Regions from separate parts of the Homo sapiens genome. Here region 2 is linked to region 1. Evidence: chromatin loops called from intact Hi-C (ENCODE). Cell type or tissue: PC-9. All regions are shown on one strand. Each heading gives the region's core, and the rest is flanking DNA. Links, peaks and the distances in the headings are about the cores only.

Evidence for each region. Hi-C counts contacts between places; a loop is a spot of excess contacts. Peaks named below come from ENCODE experiments on the same cell type or tissue, not always from the same donor. Only the 100,000 strongest peaks of a DNase experiment are listed, where the experiment ranks them.
Region 2: a loop joins it to region 1, with 7 times the contacts of the local background. A loop is called at or near these places in 2 of 110 quality-filtered maps.

What each region holds. Positions count from the first base shown.
Region 1 is chr3:169,548,565-169,558,725 of GRCh38, forward strand. The region is part of intron 1 of MECOM (MDS1 and EVI1 complex locus); the gene reads right to left. Among named protein-coding and RNA genes, the nearest start is that of MECOM-AS1, 110 kb to the left of the region's middle. In PC-9, for the core only: no CTCF peak of the experiment used is centred there; no DNase peak of the experiment used is centred there.
Region 2 is chr3:169,473,997-169,484,157 of GRCh38, forward strand. All of the region lies in intron 1 of MECOM (MDS1 and EVI1 complex locus), which reads right to left. MECOM-AS1 (MECOM antisense RNA 1) reads left to right here. Exons shown (of 5, transcript NR_134932.1): 5 at 2,890-3,056. It also overlaps the pseudogene RPL22P1. Among named protein-coding and RNA genes, the nearest start is that of MECOM-AS1, 31 kb to the left of the region's middle. RefSeq lists an enhancer at 8,559-9,059. In PC-9, for the core only: no CTCF peak of the experiment used is centred there; a DNase peak (open chromatin) is centred at 5,105.

The DNA.
Region 1 (10,161 bases), core at 1,364-9,363:
ATCTTCCTTGTTTTTTCCTTTATTCAGGCCGATAGTTTGATGACTTGAGAGGCATACTACAGTTCATGAAAGGGACAATAGAGAGGTCTGCATCCCCTTTGAATGCAGACGTGTAAATACTAGAGGAGATAAGGTAGATGTCCCTGCTTGCTGGAGCCCTCTCTCCATCATTCAGGCCAAAAGAACAGGAGGAGAGACAAGTGTGATTAATTAAGCTCTGTTTTATTCTGTGCTCCATTTTAGGTTATAGGTTTACATATGTTAGGCACTGGGTACTCTCATTAATTATAATAGGTACATGTCATTTTCTCCTTCTTACAAATGTGGTAACTGATACCTAGAGAGCTTAAATAACGTGGGTATTCCATAACTGGGCCATAAACACGTAAAACTGACATTTGTCTCTCTTTTTTTTTTTTTTTTTTTTGAGACGAAGTCTCACTCTGTTGCCTAAGCTGGAGTGCAGTGGCACGATCTCAGCTCACTGCAACCTCCGCCTCCCGGGTTCAAGTGATTCTCCTGCCTCAGCCTCCCGAGTAGCTGGGACTACAGGCGCATGCCACCACACCCAGCTAATTATTGTATTTTTAGTAGACAGGGTTACACCATGTTGGCCAGGCTGGTCTCAAACTCCTGACCTCAGGTAATCCACCCACCTTGGCCTCCCAAAGTGCTGGGATTACAGGTGTGAGTCACCGTGCCCGGCCGACACTTGTCTCTGTATAACTTCCCACTCCCACTTAAAAGAAAGGATTCAGGAGTGACCAAGAAACTTGAACGTGGTTGTTGATGTTTATTTGACCAAACAGCATTAAAGAGAGAGTTTCACTGTAAGTAAAGAAAAAAAAAAAAAAGCTTTCTGGACTTAAATCTGATTACAACACATTTTAAATCCACTGAAACTTATCCTGATACCAAAAGACAAGCTTTGCCTATGCCAGTTCTCAAAGCTTTGAAACCCTAGTCATGAAGCAGCAGGTGTGGACTGCCTTAGATTGTTCTGGGGGATAAACCACACTCCCCCAGTGCCACAGCTTGCCCAGGATTTTCCCTGTGTCCTCGATTCTTCATCTGCCTGAGGCCCACCTTCTTGGAGAAGGGACAGCACAGAAAAGATTACATGTCATTTTTTAAGGCCAAGTAAGGCCTAGTAGTTCAAATTAAAACCCAGATTTTCAGCATAGCTTTTCTGAAATAAGTGTTCCTGTGAGAATCACTAGCTCCTACATTGTTGCCTTGACCCTCATAGGCTTATGAGTGAGGAAGTCCTCTGGGATGTGGCGCTGTCCAGAAGCGGATTCAAAACTAATGTAAGAAATAGCTTTGACCTTTAGAGAGCTTGAAATCTAGTGGGCAGACACAGCAGTCTATTAGAAAGCAATTACAATTTAATCCTCACCATTCTGGCGCAACCTCTATCAGGAAAGGTGAGAAATCTCCATACGGATTGGAAAGATAAGGGGAAAATAAGGAGGAAAGGCTAGCTTGAGTTAGACTTTGAATGATGAGGAAGGGGATTTGAAGGATGAGGAGGGAAGGAATTAGGGTAAAGGAAGATAACTGTCATTGAAGAGAAAGTCATAAAAATTATTACAGTTATTACAGTTTCTTTGGCAGGCAGAGAAGGAAGGAAAAGTTGAACAAAACGAGCAAATGCAAAGTTATGTCTACTGGGTCTTTTTCCAGGCCAAGATACCCCATTCACATCCTGTACTTAACTCACTTCCACCTGGACAGGCTCCTGAAAGGTTAAAGGCTCATTTTACTCTCCACAAATACATTTGCCTAATTTTTACAGCCATTTACACAGCAGGTAAACAAACTTCTTGATCCAAGATGAAAACGTAATTGTCACCCATTTCAGTGAAGAAGTGAAAACAGTGGTTGAAAGTTACCAGCAGAGCATGAATATGAGAGCTTCTAGTGAAGTAACAGAACCAGGCTACGCCACAAGGAACTCAAGAGGTGTGCTGGTAAATTTCAGTGTTCTACATAAGAAAGCATTACCTGCTTGTGCTTAAGAAATATGCATTTCAGTGGGCAGCAACAGAACAAAATCCTTCAAAGTTTGTTTCTTCAACTAGACATCTGTGGATACAATTATATATACGATTTGCCACAGCTCACAAAATTTTATGATTACCTAGACCCCAAACCAAAGCAAGGTGGTAATTCTGTGAAAATGAAAGTTTCCATCAGATTTCTGTCATGGAAAACAAATGTGGTCTTTATAAATGAGAGACAGGTTCCCTTTCCTTTTTTTTTTTTTTTTTTTTTGAGACGGAGTCTCGCTCTGTCGCCCAGGCTGGAGTGCAGTGGCGGGATCTCGGCTCACTGCAAGCTCCGCCTCCCGGGTTCACGCCATTCTCCTGCCTCAGCCTCCCAAGTAGCTGGGACTACAGGCGCCCGCCACTACGCCCGGCTAATTTTTTGTATTTTTAGTAGAGACGGGGTTTCACCGTTTTAGCCGGGATGGTCTCGATCTCCTGACCTCGTGATCCGCCCGCCTCGGCCTCCCAAAGTGCTGCCCTTTCCTTTTTAAGTGATGTCTGTGGTGGAGAGGAAAGCCACTGTCAGTCATGAAACGAGTTGACAATTGATTACACCTAAATAATCCACTGACTTGAGAGTCTCTTGATCCTGTATATCCTGGCTTCCTATCTGCTGTCTACTTCTATGTGCACCATCCATCCAGCCCTCCAGGTCTTAACACATCTAGTACCCCATTAAGAGTCTTTCCTAAATGTCCAGTGGTGATATCCAAAAGAGAAGACAAGTAATAAAAGAAGAAAACAAATATCTACACTTTAAAAAAAAAAAAAGTCAACTTGAAATGCCAAAAATTCTCATCCACTCCTCAGAATCAGAAACTATGTTTCATTTGTCTTGGTTTACGCAGTGCCCATCACAGGGGCTGAGACAAATACTCTGAAGTGTTTGTGAACAACTGAGAGTCTTTTCTAGGAATATTGGAATCAAATGACTTCTCTTTCATTTCCAATCAAGCAAGGTCAAATTAATATTCAAATATTGTACCTTAAATATTTGGGAATGATGCAGCTCACTTTTCAAGACACTTTGGCACTTTTTCAAAAAGTTAAATATAGAGTTACTATGTTACCCAACAATTTCACAGCTAGGTCCACAGCTAGCAGAACTGAAAACATATGCCCACATAAAACTTGTTCACAAATATTCACAGCACTATTATTTATAATAGCTAGAAAATGGAAACAATACAAATGTCACTCAATGAATAATGAATAAACAAAATGTGGTATATCCATGCAATGGAAAATTATTCAGCCATAAAAAGGAATAGAGTTCTGACACATGCTGCAATATGGATGAATCTTGAAAGCATTAGGCTTTCAAGTAAAAGAGACCCAAAATGCTACATACTGTGTGATTGCATTTATCTGAAATGTCCAGAATAGGCAAATCCACTGGGACAGAAAGTAGATTAGGGAGGGATAATGAGAAGTAACTGCTAACAGGTAAAGGCTTCTTTTTAGGAGATGAAAATGTTCTGGAATCAGACAGTGGTAATGCTTATACAACTTTGTGAATATACTAAAAACCATGAAATTGTATACTTTAAAAAGGTATTTTATGGTATGTCAATTATATCACAATAAAAAGAAATTTGAGAAACCTCTTGGTGAAGAAATCGTAGTCAGGATTTATGTTTAGTTCTTCAGGTGTGATGAAAACTATTAATAGTCTATGCATTCTTTTTTTCTTTGTCAATAGATATTTTGATAACATCATCAAAATTCTTATACCTACAAAAGCCCTTTGGCCATTTATTATATAATTAATCACTTTAAAATAGCAAGAGTAATAATAATAATAGCAACTAACATTTATTGAATACTTACTATACATTGGTCACTGTTCTAAATTCTTTGCATGTATTAACTCCTAAAAGAGTTAAAAGAACAACTCTATAAGGTGAGTACTATTCTTCTCTCTATTTAATATAGGAGGAAACTGAGGCACAGAGAGCTTACCACAGTCACACAGCTAGTTAGTGGTGGAGCCAGGATCCAAGCCGACACAGCCTGGTCCAAAGCTGACACTCTTAACCACCATTCAATCCACCTTTAATGCAAATAGGAAAAGGGTTAGTGTTGTAGAAAGAGTGCTGGGTGAGTCACTGCAGGCCCAAATCCAGAGACTGGTCTATGTTTTGCCACTTGCAAGCTCTGTAAGACCAGTATTTCCTTCTAGCCTGCTCCTCCTGATTTTTAAAGTGAGGAAGTGGGGCGGTGCCATCCCTAAGTCCCCAGTCACTTTGAATCTCCATGATTCTGTAACTAAATCATGATACAGCAAGCAAACCAAAAAAATGCCAAGGTAAATATCCTATCATTAGTGTGTTGTGCACATCAGAAACCTTAAACTTATAATATTTTATAGACAACAAGTAGGAATTTTAGGATTAAATAACTGAAATGACCTCAGAGGTTAAAGGACAAGGTCAGCTACCAGGTACTTTTTTCAAAGACAAAAAAAAAAAGAAAATTCTGTTCATTCTACCTTAGACTCAAGAAATCATTCCTTACATGATTTTTTTCCTGAAATGCAATTTCATGATATCTCATTCAATCCTCAACAAATAAATATCAAAATCCTCCTATGTGCCAGGCATTTTTGAGGCATTAAGAATAGAATTTTTAAAAAATAAAGCATAAAAAAGGGGGGTTCTGTTCATTTTAGAAGGGGATAATAAGCAAATCAATAAACATGATAATTTCAGATAGTGATAAGTGCTAAAAAAAGAAAATAAAGCAGGATGGTATGATAGTAATTGGTTGCTTTAGTATCTGCTAAAACTGAAGCTACTGTACAGCAGAAATTTTTGTCTATTTTGCTCATTATGTCCCAAGTACCTATAAGAGCATTTGAATGAATTAGCAAGAGATAAGTAAATGGCACTCTTTACATTGTGGCAGGGACTGCTAGCTAATCACTAAGTCAGTTTCTACCTTTTCCTGGGCTCATAGGTAGATTATATGTATTAGCTTGCCACAATTTCCATTACAAAATACTTCACATGGGGTGGCTTAAACAACAGAAATTTATTTTCTCACAGTTCCAGATGCTAGAAGTCCAGGATGAAGGTGTTCGCAGGTTTGGTGTCTCCTGCGGCCTCTCTTATTGGCTTGCAGATGATCACTTTCTCTCTGTGTCCTCATGTGGTCTATTCTCTGTGTGTACACACATCTCTGGTGTCTCTCTCTATGTGTCCTAATTGTCTTTTCTTATAAGGACATCAGTCAGATCGGATTAAGGTCCACCCTAATGGCCTCTTTTTAGCTTAATTCCCTCTTTAAAGGCCTATCTCCAAATACAGTCATATTCTGAGAGTACTGGAGGTTACGGCTTCAATATATGAATTTGGCCAGGGTTGCTGGGGAGGGCGGGGAGGGTCACAATTCAGTCCTAACACTACATTTCCCAGCCTCCCTTGCATTTAGGTGGAAAGCAGTCATAAGGCTACAGCCAGTGGCATCTGAATAGAAGAAATGTGTGCCACTTCCTGGCCAGCTCCATAGAAACCTCATGGCCTTCCATGCTGTTTCCCCATCTGCTGGCAGGATATTGACCCCCGTGATGATGTTAGAAGCCTCATGGTAAAAGTGACAAAGCCTGGGTCCCTGAAAATAGTGGGGCAGAACTTACAACTGTACCATTGACAGAGGCCTACATCAGACCACTATATGAGGGAAAAAATGAACACGTGCTGAGATTTGCTTATTACAGCAGTTCGCCTACATTAAACAACATCACTTCAATTATGCCTTCAGAGCTCCTAGTCTTCCCCAAAAGCTTTCTGTTATTCAAGTTAAAGAGTTTTCAATTTTTAAAAAAGATTTCCTCACAGGACTATGATTTCATTTTTTAAAGTCCTCTCTTCCTATTCTCTTTACTTTCAGCGTAAAATACAGGCAAAGTTATCCAAAACCAGGCAGAGGTCTTTTAGTGTAAGTTTTCACTGTTAAAGATTGGCACATCACAGATGAAAGTTAAAAATAATATATTACTTATCATGAGATAATGCAAGGACATAAAAACCAGAGATTCCCAATATTCTTAAACCCATAGTTTCAACCTCACAAAAACTAAGCCTGTATGGGCCAACTCAGGGTTGCCAGCTGCTGCTGTGGTTCATATACTAAAAATAACAGGGCACCAAGGAGCAGCTAGTCAGGCTGAATCTGGGCTGCAGTCCTCCCTGGACCAGGAACAACAAACAAGGTGAAGGAGGTAATAGGGGGTTGGGGGCACCAGTCTTCGCTGCAGTGATCCCGAGAGCAATGGGGAATCCAAAAATAAACATTGGTTGACTCCAGTGCCCTTGAACAAGTATGCAAGTCACTGAATAACAGAGCCAGCTAATCTAAATGCCAATCTAAACTTCTCCTGAGCTGCTAATGCAGGTGGCCAGATCTTTAACTTCTAAATAAGTTTACCAGAAGAGGTATGATGATTTTATGTCATTTATATTTCTAACAGATGCATCTGACCCATTCCAAAATATCTAAAATTTTCTTTTAGGGGCCCAGAAATATAATTCACAGCTTGAGTGATGAAATACAAGCAGCAGCCTGCCTATTTGTTCCTTCCTTCCTTCATGTCTTCATTCATTCATTCATTCAACATTATTATTTATACCTAATATGGGCCAGGCACTCTGCTAAGGACTAGGGATACATGGCTAGTAGAATCTAGTCTTTTCCCTCGGGGATTTCACAGTCTGAGAAGGAAAGCACATAGAAAAATGTGATAATTGTTATATAGGCATTTTGGCAAGGAAGGCAGAGAAGGAAATGGCCAGCCCCCCGCCAATGGAGAATAAAGATGAAAACAGAAATACTCCCAAGACCCCCAAATAAGTATCTATTACAGAGACTTCCTCTACACTTGGTTACAAAAGAAAGAAGCTTTAATCCAAACAGGGGTCTAACAATGTAAAATAATTGCACTGTAGGCCTAAAACCATGAAGGAAAAAATCAAGTCTCAAAGGAGAAAGGCCTGAACATCTTGAATGCCCAGCCTGACCTTGTCTGTGTCCTGTTCTCAGAAGGTGTCTCCCAAGTTTTCGAGGTACCATTTTTCTCTGGTTACCTCCAGCTCCCAAGAGTCTCACTAAAATACAAAACACATCCTTTAATATGGCCCTACTTCCTGGGCTCCTTAAACATACTTTAATACCTGTTGGAACATATCGTATAAAAGCAATTCATCACTTATCTTCTCCCAACACGCAGCCTGTGTCTTCACCCTGGCGGACTGGCATTTTAAAGTCAGTGGCATCTAAACGATCTCTGAAAACTGAGCTTTTTAAAACAAAATAAAATGGGGGACTAAGTCATGAACATCAGTGGTCTAAACCTTATGTACTTTTTGTTTTATTTCATATTTTAACTAGATTTACTTACAGCAAGCATCTTTTGTAGTTGAGAAAATGTGGATTGTAAGTGGAGTTCTTTTTGGTTAGTGAAATGACAAGTTCTTTAAACTCCTTTCAAAAGAGAGACCAGGTCTCAGATTGAGGATGTCATGTACAATAGTCTTTTCCCCTTGTAACTTTCCTTTGATGGCCAATTAAAGCTACTTATTCCTACAACAAGGACATGTATTTTGTGGGAACAGAACTGAAGCCAGCACCTTAATCTCATGTAATTCCACTGAATGACTTTATTTCCTCCCCAGGCTGACTCGGGGCTCCCACCAGTGGATGGTGGTGGTGGTAGTGATGTTTTGAATACGACCCTCTGATCTACTGGATTTGGGCTGAGAAAGATACTTGAATGACTTTGTTGAAGGTGAAGTAAAGGGGAACCAAATTTCTGTAATGAAATATTTCAAGCAGATCTTCATAATATCTTGAGTCATTGGGTAACTGAACAAAATTTACTGAAAGGGGTTGTGGTAGCCAGACTCTTAAGATAGCACCAGTGATCCCCACCTCCTGGTTGTCCCACCCCTGCGTCATCCCCTCCTACTGAGTGTGAGCTGGATTCAGTGACTCAATTCTAACAAGGAAAATAAAGAGAAGTGTCAGTGTGTGACCCAGAGACAAGGTCATAAAAAGCAGCATGTGTCCACACACATCACTCCCTTGAGGGGAGGCCAGCTGCCATGTCATGACAGCCCTATAGAGACACCCAAGTGGCAAGGAACTGAGGGCTTCTGTGAATGAGCTTGGAAGCATATGTTCCCCAGCCTTCACATGACGGTAGTCCCCAGCAATATCTGGATTGCAACCCTGGAAGAAACCCTACGCTACAACCACACTGTTATGCCAGCTCCCAGATTCCTGACCCGTAGAATCTAAAAAATAAAAAATAAAAAATTTTATTGTTTAAAGCTGTAAATTTAGGGAAAATTTGTCACACAGCAATAATTAGTACAGGGGCTAAAAGTATCCACTCCCAGGACATGGTGTAAGGAGTGCCAAGAATGTGCCCAGATCTACACAATTACAACCCCACCTCATTGCTCTCAGGCCGGAAATGCTGCAAGTCCTGTCTTAAATATGTATTCAATCACTCATAGAGTATACATTGGGTGCCCTCTGTGTACAGTCAGGGTACCTAATGTTACAGATAGCAAGGGAATGTGCCCCTTCTGAAATCCTATGTTCCCTCCCCTGAAGAATCAACCAGCTTTCCTGTCAAAAGCAGTTTTTAAGGCCACTAAAAACTGAAGCTAACCATTGAGCTGAGTCCAGGGCCTCCTATTAAAAGGAAAAAAAAGGGAACTTCATGGAATGTAGTCACCACCCCACCCTCATAGTTCCCCCTAAATTTAAATAGAAACACTTCACTCTACCCTCTTAAAATTAAGTATTCACACAAAGCAGACACTGGAGCATAAAATATCTTTTTACTTCACCAATTTGAACACCAGAGATTTGCCTTAAAGGGCCAGGCAACCTGAAGCTTTTCAACAAAAACAACTCGTGGAATACTGGAGGCAGATGATATTTCATCTTAAGCATCAGGTATATTGTCTACACCATCAGAGATTCTCAAAGGATTAGTACTAAATAGTGCCTATTATTATATTAATGATAAACCATTTGCATATCACTAACAAGTTTCACCCAGGTAGGGCTAATCCCTCAGTTTATTTTGTTTGTAGATCAGCCAACAGGTTCCTTATTCACTGTAGGCAAGGCAAGAAACACACTTTTTCTTCAACCTAGTTGGTTGGACCAAATGTTTACATATACACATTTATCCCCACCATTATAACCATCATGCAGCTTCTAGGACAATAATACTATTTCTTACATAAAAATATTAACTAGAAAGGCTTTCAATTAGCCAAATGTAATAACAAACAGATATGTACTTAAGGCTTGGCTACTGTGAAATGAAGTTATAAGCTAGTGAAATGAAGTCATAAGCTGGTCATACAAATACATATTTTTCAATAACAGGATTTTTTAAAAGATTTTTTAAAATAATTCATACCTTTGTTGATTCCACTTGTGCCATTTGCAATTTAACATCAGAAAATAATCATTCCAAATGGTTCTCCCTGCTATGATTCACCACGGTGAATGATTCTGCCACTCACAGCAAATCAGAGAATGGTTTGGAATGGCTTATTTTCCTGCTCCAATAAACTATGACTAGGCATTCAGCAGATTTTTCTTTTGTTTCTTATTATTTTGCAGAGTCGAGAAAAATATGAAAAATAAAAGAAATAACTGAATGGCCCACTGCTTTCAAAACGTATTTAGTCTTGCTCACTTATGTCAAATCTATTATAATTCACCTCCATCCTGCTGTTTTTCTAGTGTTTTCCATATCATGGAACCCTCACCAGTAGACGCCCATTCTCTTTCGGACCCCAAGGCATGGCTTACCTTTTCCTATAAAACTCTAAGTGCTCACTGCCAAAATAGATGTGTGTGATAAAATTAAAGTATTTCACTGGCCTTTGGTTCTGGAAATAATTGGCACAAATCTCCTTTGTTGCATTAATTGTATATCATTGTTTATCCAGCGAGTATCTCAGCACCCACTTAGCCATCTGGGCCTCAGCCCAGAAAACTGACTTACATGAAATAACAATGAGGCCTTTTGACAGTTTTCAATACACTGCTTTAATAATTTTTTCAATTGTATACTTTTCCT
Region 2 (10,161 bases), core at 979-8,978, 75 kb before region 1:
TCAACAGGACAGATTGGGTCAGTAGCTTAGGTAGAAATGGTCCAGGTTTGAGAATGCTAATGAGCATGTCAAACAATTTAGTCAGTCACCACGTGCCACCTCTCATTCACAAGATGAATTTCTTTTGTAGTGGCACATTGAAGGGAGAGGTTTAAATAGACCTTGTGGAAGGATCTGCATCAATAATAATTTCCAAGCAATCCCACTAGGAAGACAACTGTCTAAAGTCAGCCGAGAGAGCAAACAACAACAAACTTCATTACTATCTTTGGTATTTTGTAAACGTCAGTTCCTGAAGTCCAGCCTTCCAGCCTAATGCTCCATACTAGAAAAAGCCACTTACCCAACACCCCTATCATTCTTTCCTTTTTTCAATATACGGTTTATTAATATAGATGTCAGTCTGTACTTACAACCCAACATAAAATATCCTTGAAAATGGAATGTCAACAGAATGGTAATATACCACCTTGGGTTGATGGGACAGTTTTATTGCAACAGCTTAATTTTTATCAATATTATATAAATTATATTGTTACAATCATATATATTTATGATTAGATATAAAGTAACTGCTTTTTCCCTAATGCTAAAAACTCTATTATGTGAAACCTTGGTGTTAAAAGCAGGGTTTGAGGTTGGCAGCCCATGTTTTGTGTAATAACTGCTAATCCTCCACCAAAGAAGAGAAATCATTTGGAAGATACAAAAACTCTGAGTTTTTTATGCTCTCTGAAACCTATGTCATCAATGTGGATTAATATTTGCCCCCAGAATGATTCTGCAGGTGAGAAGAGATAACTGATATATATTAGCTTAGTGTCTAGTACTTAACCACCCATTATGATGGTATCTAATCAATCTATATTGATATCTGTCTGCCTACCTCATAAAATCTGTAGGTAGATACTATTATCCCATATTACAGAATAGAATACTGAGGTTCGATAAAGTTACATGTATTACCCTAGATCTCATTGCTAGTAGGGGCCAAGCTGAGTTCCAATTTCAGTTTTTGTGATTCTTAAAGCCTGAACAACTCCTACTGTATTCTCCTCAGGCCAACAGTCTGAATTACTAACACAGCACGTAAACAATCAGAACAGAGTCCATGTATTTATTGGTAACAAATGCACATACAAATCACTTGAAATTCCTTTTAATGATAACATAGCATATAATTCTATAGGGGAAAAAAGACAATTTGTGCTCTTATTTGTTGCCAATGGTTGCACTTCATTCTGAAAGTCATTTAATATTGAAATAAGTATCTTTCATGATTATCCTAATATAACCATTTTAGTTCTAACCCTGACAAGCAGCAAACTTTGTCCCCTGGCCCAACTTTATCAAGACGGTTGAAGTGTTTTTTTAAGTTATTCCCATTTTGCTTCTGGAAAAACTGGGCACAGGATGTTTCATGACCTTCCTCTTATGCACCCTGGGACTGAATTTGATCACAGTGACAAGCCAAACTGAGAATTTCTAAGGCCAGGAATACGGGCTGCCCTTTCTTTTAATGGACACATGGATGAAATGGTAATGTTTCCTTAGCACATTAAAAATAGTGACTAAAAAGTCGAAGTTTTTTTTTTTTCCGAATCTAATAGCTGTCTTAAATCGGGTAGAAAAGAAAGACGCAATCATTCCTTAAATGCATATTTAAAATTCACCAAGCCAAAGCCAGTCTTGCCAGATTTTGTAATCCTTTCCATAGTCTTTGTAAAGTACCTAGCTTGCCAATTAAAAAAAAAGGGGGAGGAGGAGGGAAACCTCAAGTGGTTTTTAACCACCAATAACAAAAACGACAAAGGTATTTTGAAACATCAGTTGCTGCTAGTTAGGAGCTAGCATGGATGTCTCTGGCTCAAAGATAATTCTTGCTCATGTTGGGTTTTTTTTTATTGCAACAGTATAAAATCAGATAAAGATAAATAAAATGAAATGGAAGCACAGAGATATTTGCTCTAAATATGGCTAAAGTGAATTTGTGGCTTGATGCCACTTTTCGCAGCTTTGTTCTCCCTAATCTAATTATGCCTTGAAGTTGTCTGCATTTGAGAAATTAATACTTTGATGAAATATCTAGCCAGTTCCATAAGCAGCAGAGGGAGAGGAAAGGGAAACATATATATAGTATTAACTCTGCCAGCCTTCAACCACCACAAGACCTCCTGGGCACAACAGTGGCCCACTAATAAAATGAAATGATAGCATATGTGCTTTGTTTAATTTTGATGTCTTCATAATGTATTACACAATTAGATTGATTTGACAATTTCCATTATGCTTGATAAAATATTTATTGAGCCCTGAAGATGATAACTCTTATCTAACCACCATTTGTTCTACAGATGTGACATATTTAATATATAAGTAACATCACTCAGATCTATGTTCCAGTTAGCCCATTACATTTTATTTGCAGAGTACAGTGTAAAGTCATCAATAACGCTTTGATAGATCCCTGTCTGCCCGGTGCTTGACAGGTGCGGAGAGAGCTTGCTCACATTCAGCGGCAGGGGCACATCAATCATGGCCAAGAAATTTACTGTGTGAAATTGGCCTCATCTGTCTCAATGCTTGATGCAGATCGAGTTTGTTCTTCTGATAGAGGTGTCGTTAGTCACCTAAGCATGCCTCCCTTGGTACTCATGCTCTCTGCAAGTAATCTTTTTTTTCTCCCCCTTCTCCCCCTTCCCTTTACATATTTTTGTGAAATTAAAATCTCGCCCTCCTGTGACCCTAATCCACATATTCTTGGCCAAAACAGGAGCCAGGTGACCTTTGAGATTACCCTTGTGAAGCCTTGCAGGTTGAGTGGAAGAAGATGCTATTTTTTGTTGATGCTGTTCTTTTTTTTTTTCTTTTTCTCCCCTAACCTCACAGGCAACATGTTCCACTGATGAGAAAACCGGCAAAGACAGGTTAGGCAGAAGAAAAGAGAGATGAGACAACGGACTGTGCCAACAAACTAAAATTTTACCTGCTGCTATGGATAAAATAGCTTTCTTTTTAGAAATACTCATGTTAATAAACTCCTACATGCGACATAATATGTGCCTAGAGGTCTGGATAAGTAAGATGTGTGTGTGTGTGTGTGTGTGTGTATATATATATATATATATATATATATATATATATATATATATACACACACACACAATTTCATTTGCAATAGGAAGTCTTCACACTGCAAAGGTCTAGGTAGATTCCTAGTTAAATGGCATTTCAAATTAAGGCATCTACCCCTGTCAAAGGAGAACTCCAAATGGTAACTGGCTCCCACAACTTCGAAGTGCTGCTGAGACCCTCATCAGCTTTTATCTTTGCGCCCCGTCATTCTCCCATGGGCAAAGAATTGCACAAAAATCTTGGAGTAAACACAAACAAGTGCCAAAATGAAGACCATCAATGATCCAAATCCTTGCAAGGTATAAAAGAGAATTTTTTTCTGAGTCCCGAAGTCAAGATTGTTATAGGCTGCAGGATTTTTATGTGAGAATGGAATTGTAAGATTAATCTTTGGCCAAGAGCACTTCTCTGTTTCTTGCAAAGGATTAGCTGACTTAAACTAGAGGCTCTGCGTCCTGCTCCTGGAGCTGCAGTCAGCTGTTTTTCCTTTGTGGAGCTTCCTGATATGCCCAAACACCTTTCTTCTTAACCTTTGTAGTTATTTCAGTATTTACTTCATTCTAAATCCTTATGCAGACTTTTTTTTTGCTTTCCAAGGCAAACCTTGTAGATAGCCAATCTGTACTGTTTCCACCAAATTAATGTGAGAGCTTGTTTTAGCAACTGCAAAACAAAAGTGATACACGGCTTCAATAAGACATATTATCTTCAGAACCTGTAAAAGTTGAGACTATCTCTAGACAAAGCGCAAGCACAGGATAGTCCTACCACTGCAGTCAAAATACCACAGAAGCTACATGCCACAGCAGGATGCCTGTCGGATAGACAATTAAAGTGGCCCAGGAATGACATATCCCCTCTTGCCAACATAATTAAGGTGTATTATTTGTCAGGGAGGTCAACGGTGAACAAATGTCCTAGCAAACTGAGAATGAAAGACAGGGAAGGAGCAGATAATGAAATTCAGGGATGACAAATGGCTCGGAGCCTGACACCGTGGCATCTGACAAAGAGAGACATCCAATGGCTCTGAAACTTTTCCTGGTGCTCTGGAAGGCTCTTGGATTTGGGGCATTTTTACATAAAGGATGTTGCATGTATCATTAATGTCATTCCATTTCCTTATAGAAAAGTATTAATATTGACAACTGTAGAAGAATGATATTGTCAAGGCAGAATTCAATATGCGGTATGGTTTTTGTCATGTGTACTCACTCTGCTGCTCCTTTGTGTCCTATCTACACTTGTTTTACAGCCACCTAGAGTAACCAGCCTATCTCCACTTTTCCCATTACTTGTTAATAGCTATTGTGCAGATAAAAATGCCTCAGAGTGACCTATAGGGACACCTCTGCCTTTGGCCAAGCACCCCCACAAGTGAGGGTACGAATACTTCCCAAGCTAAGCCAAGATTGAGTTATGTTCAGACAATAAGTATCACCAATTACTACCCTTCAGTTGTTCCCAGATACCAAAGGCTTAACCACCCACGGGAATAGCGACTGGTGCCTGCCACTTCCCTAAGGTTGTGTGTATTGTGCTAGGATATTTGATAGACTTGAGTATTATGGCTTAAAAAAACTATACAGGAGAAGGGATGCCAATTCCTAGGCTAAACCAGCTTCCTTTGTGAACAAATATCTGGGGGTGTTCCTCTGTGATAAAAACCATTTACGTCATTTTAGGCCCATTTTTAACCATACTGGGTCATTTTACAATTCAGAGAGCACAGATTAACCATACAGAGCCAGCAGTTATTGATGTGGAACACAGTAGGACTCCACAATCTTGTAATGCTACAATGATGTAGTCACTAATTTGTTTCTGCATCTAGCATTATTTATTCACCAAAATATTTGTTGATCACCTATTATGTACCAGGCATAGAACTGAATGGGAGGGCCACAGTAGTGATTCAGACAAACATAATCCCTGTCTTTACTAATACTGTAGCCAGAAAGACAGACATTAGCCAACATCTACCAAGATAACTAATTAGTCATAAATGTGATAAGTAGCAGGAGGAATGCTGGAAAAGCTTTTGACCAGCAAATCTAACATACGCTAGGGTCTCAGGCAGGAAGTGACACTTAAGGTGAGATATAAAGCAAGTAGGAATTCACATAGATAGGGATGTGAGTGTGTGTGTGTGTGTGTGTGTGCAAGAGACAGAGATGAGCAGCAACAAGAAGGAAAGGGAGGCGTCTAGGAACAGTATCTCAAGCAGAGGTAACAAAGACCCTAAGAAAGGAGAAAGTTTGGGTTGGTGGAGGAAAGAATGAAGCCCAGTGTGGCTGGAGCATAGACAGTGGAGGAGACGGTCACAAGGGTGAGGCTGGAAAGACAGGCAGGGCCAGACCATGCAAGGCTTTGAAGGCTCTTCTAAAGATTACGGCCTTCACATGCCTCTGCAATTAGAGAAAGCACTGGAAGTAAAGCCAAGCAGATATCAGCCAATGTGTCTGAGCAGTAAAGATATGGAGGTGAATGAAACGTCTCATTTTCAGATTTTCTCTTACCTAAAAAAAAAAAAAAAAAAAAAAAAATTTGCCTGATTCTCAGGCACAAATTTAGAAAGCAGACACATTTGGTGATATAACCACTAAAACTCATGCCTAATGTCTTCTAAATTTTATGGCCTTTTCCTTATAGGGACCTGAAAAGCTCTTGACAAGGCAGGAACGTGACTAATATAATTGAGCACATACTCTGTCCCAGGCACTGTGCCAGGCACCTTTAAAATCTCTTATTTTAATACTCACAAAAATGTTAAGACAAATTCCCCATTTTTTAACTGAAACAAATACAGAGTAAGTAAATTGTCCAATATCAGAAAACTACCAAGAGGCCTGAATGCTAATCCATCTGACTCCAGATTCGATGTACTTTCCACAGTGAAGACAATGGACTTTTTTCTACATTGATTCGCCTTTTGGTCAAAGTGGAGTCATCACTATTGGTATAAAAAAAGTATGATGATGGTTTTCTGTAGGTTGCCAAAGACTAACATATTGACATGTGAAGAATTCAAATATAATTGTGTTTTTTCAAGCAAGCTAGTGCTGTCTTCTTTTTATTTAATTGAAAGAGCTTCTTTATCACATATACTGTCCCATGAATACCTTCCATCCTAATCTCCACCTCAAAGCATTGGGCTCTACCTGCTAGCTTGCCTTCAACACTGCAATCTGAGTTCTTCAAGTACTACTGGAGTACTTCCCAGAAGTAGGAACAAAAGGATTTACAAGGTGTATACAGGTGGCTCGCTGGCCCTACACTGCTCTTCCTCCTTCTCATCTGCTCTCAGTCCACTGCTCCCCCAACCCCTTCCCCTGTGGCTGCCATTCCTCTCCTTCTCTTTCCCACTTTTTTTCTCATCTCTTTAGTCACTTTGCCCGTACCATTTATAATACCTCTTTACGTAAATAAGTTGGCCTTTTATATCACCAGCCATTTTTCCTTCCACTAGTCAAAGTATAGGATCCTTTAGTGTTCTCTGCTGTGTTTGTCCAAGCTGGTTGGTTGATGATAGGGCGACCTGGTAACCAATGAGGTGGGTGGTTTTTGTTCTTCAAAAAGGAGATGAAGGGAGATAAGCTGTTTCTGAGCCACATCCTAGAAGCCTGTGCTTTTCAGGAGGCTCCTCTCTGAAGATTAAGGGGCATATTTGTGGATGTGTGTTTTTTGCTGCTACTGTCTGCAGAGTGTCAAGGATCAACACATTAAAAGATGCCATTTTTCCTGGTGTTTCTGAGTTCTTGGGGCGGGGGGGCTTGTTTGTTATTTGTTGTTGTTTTGTTGAGTTTTGTTTTTGCTATCCTCATTAACAATACATGGCACAAAATCTTAAAACACGTTTCTGTACTTCACAAGTCAACAAAAAGAGAGTGTACATTTCTGTTTTAACCAGAAAAAGAATTAAACTTTATAAAAATAAATAACACCTGCCCCCCCAAAAAAGCAAATCATCACCCCAGGATGACAGAAAACATCGGTTAAAAAAACAAGTTAAGAAGTTTTTAAGCTGAACACAAATCTACTAATGTGTTAATCGGTCATGGACATTAGCCAATTCATGACTTTTAGCTGTATATCTTGGCATGTTAGGTTATGCTGGGTATTAAAAACAATTCTGAGACAATGTTGGGATTGGCAATTTTAAAAAAGCCTCAGCACTTTGGGAGGACGAGGCGGGTGGATCAATTGAGGTCAGGAATTCAAGACCAGCCTGGCCAACATGGTGAAATTCAGTCTCTACTAAAAATACAAAAATTAGCTGGACATTTTGGTACATGTCTATAGTCCCATCTACTTGGGAGCCCGAGGCAGGAGAATCGCTTGAACCTGGGAGGCAGGGGGTGCAGTAAGCCAAGATGGTGCCACTGCACTCCAGCCTGGGTGACAGAGCAAGACTCTATCTCAAATAAATAAATAAATACTTAAAAATAAAAAAAAAACTAAAAACTTTTCACAGTGTCTAGAATATAATTTGTCTATTCCACAAATAAATATATATTATTCCAGTGACAAATCTGTGTGTGTGTGTGTGTGTGTGTCCTCAACACACTTCACTAGCTTGTTGGACATTTCCCTAGACACAACAACCTCTGGTTTCTGTTAAGTAAAAAGAGAATGAACATTACTGCAATGACTGCTCCATGGTGAGGTGTTAGCTTTTCATCTACATGTATATGGAGCAAAAAGGTTTCATTCTTAATTACAAGTCATCATTTTAATACCATATCTCAAAGATCTGCCCCAACTGGAATTCCCACTGGGCACTGATAGTTTTCATTTGTTTCTTCTTTTTGTTATTGTTTGGTGGTGGGAAGAGAAATGTAAAGTACAACTCTTGAGATCATGTTCTGAATCAGGAATTTATAGACTGGAGGGAATATGCTATCTCTCTCCTTAAAAATTCAACTCTAACACTTCATGCATAGATATCAAGTACTTCATTACATTTCCAGTCACTGTGAAATAACAGTTTCTTTTACCTCCACCACGATCTTATTAGAGAAAAAAAAAGCAACTAAAAAAAAGGGGTCTAAATCTCACAGTCTGTACTTCCCTTACAGGCTGCTTACAAAGTTCTCATGATGAAACTAAGACACACTGGGGCGTGTACTCGCCTGTGTCATTCACCATGGGGAGGAGCACTGCAGAGCTCTGTTACAGGGGAGCTTAACCCACGTTCTTTTTTTTTTTTTTTTTTTTTGAGACGGAGTCTCGCTCTGTGGCCCAGGCTGGAATGCAGCGGTGCAATCCGGGCTCACTGTAAGCTCCACCTTCCGGGTTCAAGCCATTCTCCTGCCTCAGCCTCCCGAGTAGCTGGGACCTGTACAGGCGCCCGCCACCACGCCCGGCTAATTTTTTGTATATTTAGTAGAGACGGGGTGTCACCGTGTTAGCCAGAATGGTCTCGATCTCCTGACCTCGTGATCCGCCCGCCTCGGCCTCCCAAAGTGCTGGGATTACGGGCGTGAGCCACCGCGCCCGGCAACCCACCTTCTAACAAGATGAAGTCATGCATCGAGAAGTCAGTGCTCATTGTCTCCTTGGCAGTTCATCTTACTAAAAACCATCAGCTGGACTGAAGAAAGGAACTCATATTAACCTACTCTGAGCAGACTCTTGATTTTTTATTTCTGGTGAATAACACTGTGATATGTTACATGTTTTAGCTCTCAATGACCGAAACATTTAAAATTGATAGGCCTTTTAAATCTATGGCCACGAAGCAGGGACTTGCCAATATTTCTAATGGAAGTCTCCAAAAGTACATAACAATACATATATTGACTTCTTGTTTCAAGGAGTATCAAGATTAATTGTTCCTGTAAAGGTAAATAAATATTGACAGAGGTTTCACTTTGGTCCATATTTTCCACTTGGGTCAATAAATCTTGGTATTCACCTCAACTCGAATCAGTATCAGGTGATTATTAATTCATGGTATACTCGACTAGCAGCCAAAACTACAACTTAACATATAGAACACAGTCCTGCAGACCAATTTATGTTTAAATAAATACATGGAGTGAAAAACCATTGTTTTATTTTTATTTTTATTTTTTTTTTTTTTTTGCCCAGAAACCCGCATTTTATTGACAGTCATTTTCCCACAGAGAATCTTAGAAAGATGTCGCATTTTCTTTTAATGAATGAGAGAAGCCCACTTGTATCCCTGAATCATTGAGAAAAGCAACAGATACAACTGACAGTCACACTTTTTAAAATCAAACAGTCACTACCTTCAGCCCACACCTCCACACCCGCATCTGCCTCCCCAATGGCTGTCAGTTCGGTAAAGTCACCCTCTCCTTCTACTCTGGTATTACCACGAGAATTGAAATTTTTAAGCAGAAAAAAAAAGAAGTCAAGTTACAAATAAATGAGTGGCGAACCAAGGGAAGCCCTTTGACTATGATTTCCAATTTTCTGTTCAATCCACACTGCAGAGATACAAGGATAAACCACCATTTTGGTTCCCAAGTTTTATTCAAGAACTCATACAAAATTTTCCAGATAAATGAAATTTAATCCTCGTCTTCCTCCTCTTCTTCGTCCTGGTTAATCTGGAAGTAACGTAATTCGTAACTCTCTTTGCTGTTAGCAACTACGCGCAACCAGTCACGTAGATTATTCTTCTTCAAATATTTTTTGGTGAGATATTTCAAATACCTTTTGGAGAAAGGCACCTCGGATGTCACGGTGATCTTGCTCTTGCTCCTTTCGATGGTCACCACCCCTCCACCAAGGTTCCCAGCTTTTCCGTTCACTTTGATCCTTTCTTGCAAAAACTGCTCAAAATTGGCAGCATCCATGATTCTACAGGGTGGGTGCAATCAAGAGTGAACTTCAGAACTTGCTTCTTTTTTTTGCCCCCAAAACCATTGTTTTATATAACTAATGGAAAGTACAACCTATAGCTACCAGGCATTTAAAATAATCTATTGTTATTCTGTTATATTTCAATTTCTCTAGTAAACAAAAAGTGATTCTTTTTATCTCACAATTCAACAT